Regions from separate parts of the Homo sapiens genome. Here region 2 is linked to region 1. A link is an interaction called in ENCODE POLR2A ChIA-PET data of the cell type or tissue named here. Cell type or tissue: OCI-LY7. All regions are shown on one strand.

The links. ChIA-PET counts read pairs that join two places held together with the same protein. Peaks named below come from ENCODE experiments on the same cell type or tissue, not always from the same donor. Only the 100,000 strongest peaks of a DNase experiment are listed, where the experiment ranks them.
Region 2: POLR2A ChIA-PET joins it to region 1 with 9 read pairs; 3 of 35 experiments call an interaction of 5 or more read pairs at or near these places.

The regions. Positions count from the first base shown.
Region 1 is chr12:113,203,312-113,205,811 of GRCh38, reverse strand. All of the region lies in intron 2 of DRC10 (dynein regulatory complex subunit 10), which reads left to right. Among named protein-coding and RNA genes, the nearest start is that of DRC10, 17 kb to the left of the region's middle. RefSeq lists an enhancer at 1,113-1,182. In OCI-LY7, no CTCF peak of the experiment used is centred here; a DNase peak (open chromatin) is centred at 1,257; H3K4me3 peaks cover 391 bases; H3K27ac peaks cover 1,680 bases.
Region 2 is chr12:113,119,688-113,122,187 of GRCh38, reverse strand. It overlaps RASAL1 (RAS protein activator like 1), which reads left to right. Exons shown (of 21, transcript NM_001301202.2): 5 at 550-679. Among named protein-coding and RNA genes, the nearest start is that of RASAL1, 15 kb to the left of the region's middle. RefSeq lists a silencer at 1,733-1,933. In OCI-LY7, a CTCF peak has its summit at 1,425; a DNase peak (open chromatin) is centred at 977; H3K4me3 peaks cover 1,294 bases; H3K27ac peaks cover 2,344 bases.

The DNA.
Region 1 (2,500 bases):
GTTCACGCCATTCTCCTGCCTCAGCCTCCCGAGTAGCTGGGACTACAGGCGCCCGCCACCGCGCCCGGCTAATTTTTTGTATTTTTAGTAGAGACGGGGTTTCACCTTGTTAGCCAGGATGGTCTCGATCTCCTGACCTCATGATCCACCCGCCTCGGCCTCCCAAAGTGCTGGGATTACTGGCATGAGCCACCGCGCCCGGCCTGATTTCTTTATTACAGCTAGCAGAATTGAAGAATATTAACACAGGTCTTCGAGTAAATTTTGGTTCTAAGAGAGGTTACTACCTATTCTGAATTAGACTGGGAGGAAAGTCCCTTTGAAGAGGAACCTCTATTTCATTTTCTACATCCTGGGTTCAAGCAATTCTTCTGGCTCAGCCTCCCGAGTCTCTGGGACTACAGGTGCCCGCCACAATGCCCAGCTAATTTTTTTATTTTTAGTAGAGATGGGGTTTCACCGTGTTGGCCAGGCTGGTCTTGAACTCCTGACCCTAAGTGATCTGCCCGCCTTGGCCTCCCAAAGTGCTGGGATTATAGGCGTGAGCCACTGCGCCTGGCCTAAGTAGCTTTTTTTTTTTAAAAAAAAATTCATTTACTCCACAAATTATTGTAAGTACTTACTAGGTGCCAGGTCTTATAAATAAGCCCATGTGGTTCCAGCCTCATGGAGTTCACAGTAAGGAAGGTAGGAATTAAAGAATTCATTTAATTACAGTTTTGAGAAGTACAATGTACTTCTCAAAGGGAGTGTTACAGGAGAACTTAACACCAAAAGGTCAGGGACATTGAAGCCAAGATATGAAGAATGCGAGGGCGTGAACCAGGCAAGTGCAGTGAGGAAGAACCTTCCAAGCTAGGGATCAGCGAACTATTTTTTTTTTTTTGAGACAGTCTTACTCTATGCCCAAGCTGGAGTATAATGGCATGATCTCAGCTTACTGCAGCCTTCACCTCCCAGGTTCAAGTGATTCTTGTGCCTCAGCCTCCTGAGTAGCTGGGATTACAGGCATGTGCCACCACGCCTGGCTAATTTTTGTATCTTTTAGTAGAGACAGAGTTTTGCCATTTTGGCCAGGCTGTTCTTGAATTCCTGGTCTCAAGTGATCCTCCCACCTCCCACCTCAGCCTCCCAAAGTGCTGGAATTACATGTGTGAGCCACCGCACCTGGCCCCAACTTTTTCTACAAAGGGCCAGATAGTAAAAACATTAGGCTTTGTGGGCCAGATGGTCTGTTGCAATTACTCAACTCAGCTTTGCTGTTATAGGGGAAAAGCAGCCACAAACAATATGTAAATGAATGGGCTGTGTTCCAACAAAACTTTACTTACAAATACAAGTGGCTGGCTGGATTCGGCCTGTGGGCCATAGTTTGCCAACCCCTGTTCCAGGTGGAGGGTAGAGTGCACCTCAGTAATGAGACAAGAATAAGCCTGGCTAGTTCAGAAACCCAGAGAATGCCAGTGAGCTAGAGGGAAGGGACAAAGATGGGCTGGGAAAGCAGGGGAAGGAGACAGATCACACAGGGCCTTTGAGGCCTAATCAAGGAATTTGGTTTCTAGAAGTTTTTAGTTTTAGAGACAAGATCTTGCTCTGTCACCCAGGCTTGAGTGCATTGGCACGTTCATAGCTCACTGCGGCCTTGACCTCCTGGGCGATTCTCCTGCCTTAGCCTTTTGAGTAGCTGAAACTACAGGCATGCGCCACCACTCTTGGCTAATTTTTTACATTTTTGTAGAGACAGGGTCTCGCTATGTTGCCCAGGCTGGTTTCGAACTCCTGGGCTCAAGCAATCTCCCTGCCTCAGCCTCCCAAGTAGCTGTGACTACAGGCACATGCCACCATGCCTGCCTAATTAATTTTTTTTCTTTTTTTAGAGATGGGGTGTCTGGCTGGAAGTAGTGGCTCACACCTATAATCCCAGCACTTTGGGAAGCCAAGGCAGATGGATCACTTGAGGTCAAGAGTTCAAGACCAGCCTGGGCAACAGGGTGAAACCCCATCTCTACAAAAAAAAAAAAAAAAAAAAAAAAATTAGCTGGGCACAGTGGCTCATGCCTGTAATCCCAGCACTTTGGGAGGCTGAGGCAGGCAGATCACCTAAGGTCAGGAGTTCGAGACCAGCCTGACCAACATGGTGAAACCCCATCTCTACTCATAATATAAAAATTAGCTGGGTGTGGTGGCGTGCACCTATAATCTCAGCTACTCGGGAGGCTGAGGCACAAGAATTGCTTGAACCCAGGAAGTGGAGATTGCAGTGAGCCTAGATTGCACCATCATACTCCAGCCTGTGCGACAGAGTGAGACTCTGTCTCAATGAAAGGGAAGGGAAGGGAAGGGGTGGGGAGGGGAGGGGAGGGGTCTTACTCTGTTACCCAGGCTGGTCTTAAACTCCTAGCTTCAAGGGATCCTCCAGCCTCAGCCTCCTGAGTAGCTAGGATTATAGGCATACCACACCAGTTAGAAGAATTGTTAAGAAGGGAAATGGCGGTGTGGT
Region 2 (2,500 bases), 84 kb after region 1:
TAACTATACTGCCTGCATTCAAATTCCAGCTCTGCCATTTGCTAGCTGTGAGACCATGGACAAAACTCTTTCTCCTTGTGCCTCATTTTCCTCATCTGAAAATGGGGATAATTACAGCACCTATATCAGAAGCCAGGGTCTTGACACATTTTTAATTTTAATTGAGGCAGGACATAGTGGCTCATGCCTGTAATCCCAGCATTTTGGGAGGCCAAGGTGGGTGGATCGCTTGATCTCAGGAGTTTGAGACCAGCCTGGGCAACATAATGAAACCCCATCTTTACAGAACAACACAAAAATTATCCAGGCATGGTGGTGCACGCCTAAAGTCCCAGCTGGTCGGGAGGGTGAGGCAGGAGAATCGCTTGAGCCCAGGAGGCAGAGGTTGCAGTGAGCCAAAATTGTGCCACTGCACTCCAGCCTGGGCAACAGAACCAGACCCTGTGTCAAAAAAAAAAAAATGAAAATAATGTTAATTGAATTTTTAAGTTAACACAATGCCCAGTACATGGTAGGCGCTTCATAAATGTTAGTGCCTGTGCCCTTCAGGGATTGACAGCTGGATTAACTTGAGCCGAGTGGACCCAGATGCAGAAGTGCAGGGTGAGATCTGCCTGTCAGTGCAGATGCTGGAGGATGGGCAGGGCCGCTGCCTTCGCTGCCATGTGCTTCAGGCCAGGTATGCTTAAGGTGGAGGTGGTGTGGAGGGTGGTCTGAGAATGAGCAGGAGTCCCCTGGGTCTCCCCTGCTGCCTGGCGTTTGGGACCTCCTCAGTCCTGGGGCACTTCTGGGCTGGCAGTCAGGTTCCCTGTGTGGACAAACAGTCCAAGCTCACTGGGTTGTAAGTTCCTGGGGGCAAAATCCTGTTGAGTCCCCAGGGACTAGCAGCAACAGACCAGACACTCAGGATGACAGGTGACAGGTGAGTGTGGAGGTGTAGTCATTAAATTGTAACTGACAAATACCCAACTCATACTGGCTTAAGCAAAAGAGCTACTTTATTGGCTTATATGACTGACATGTAGCTTCAGGCATGGCTGGGTCCAGGTGTTCAAACGATGCCATTAGGAATCTGTCTTTTAGCTCTGCTGGTCTCTGTGTTAGCTTCATTCTTAGGCAGACTCTCCCCAGGTGAGAGATGGCCCTAGCAACTCCAGGCGGGCACCCTGCCAGCTTAGCCACTCCAACAGAAAAATCACTTCTATTTCCTACCATTTCCAACCAATGTCCTGGGATTAATTTTTACTGGCTCAAGCTGGGGCACATGTCTATCTCTGAACCAATTACACTGAATAATGGATCAGGCCTGAGTCACAAGCCCATTACTGGAGCGGAGGGAGGGATTGGACCCCACTAAGTCATGTGAGAGGGGGGTGGTGAGAAGGAGATAGGTCCTGTCCCAAAGAAAAATCAGATGGAAGATGGATGCAAGACCAGGAAAACCCACAGGTGGCCCTCTAGGGGCACCAGCTCATGGGACACCCATCTTCCCTCTTGCCTACTTGTCATGGCCATCCCTTTTTCCCTTCCTCAGCTCTCTGTCATTTTGCTCCCTCAAATACCTCCACCCTTCCCCCACTCCTCTCTCATCCTGTTTTTCTGCCTGTTTTTCACCTCCCCAGCTCTCATTTTTAGGAAAATCCCTGCCCAGATTGGGGAGGACCTCCAATTTCCAGCTTGCTGTGTGACCATAAAGCCCTTCCTTGCCCTCTCTGAGCCTCTCCCACCGCCTCCAGATTTTTGCTTCCAGCCTTGGCCTCAGCTGGGGCTTCCTAGAGTCTGGTTGAGGGAGAACCAGGGAGGCAGGTGACAGGCTGAGGGACTCAGCAGGGGGCAGAGGCTCCTGGTCTTCCTTGAGCCCATGGCCCCTTCCTCAGCCACAAGGCTGTGCAGGATCCTTGCAGGCATGAGAGGGACTGATTGCTGTCGCTTAGCAACTGGGCCAGCTCCTAGGAAACCGAAGAAGGCTTTGGATGCTAAGCAGGGGTGGGAAGGGAGCAGGAGGAAGAAGGAAGCAGCCCCTGGTGTGGGGGTGGGGTGGTGGTGTGTTCCTGGGTTTGGAGAACGTCAAGAAGGAGGGATGGGGAAGCTGCCTGGAGTAAGACTTTTGGGTTGTCATGGCAACCAATGGCAAGGAGTCCCTGCCTCATGCTTTCTCTTGGGTCCTAGACAAGGTGTGGGCATGGGTGTTTGTTGAATGAATAAATGAACCAAGCACCCATCACCTGCCAGGTGCTATGCTTGGCCCTTTACACACATCATCCAATCTAACCCTCGGCTCTATGAGGTTGGTCTGTTATTACTCCCATTTTCCAGGTAAGGAAATGAAGACTTAGAGAGGGGAAGTGACTTTCCCTAGTGTCCGCTAGCCAATGAGTGCAAAGCCAGGCTTTGAACCTTTGCATCAAGTTTCCCATCTGGGGCCTCCAGAGAATCTGAGGCTCTCTTTTCCCCCTCCCTGCTGCACTTCTACTTGCTGGGCTTTGTGATGTAGGATATG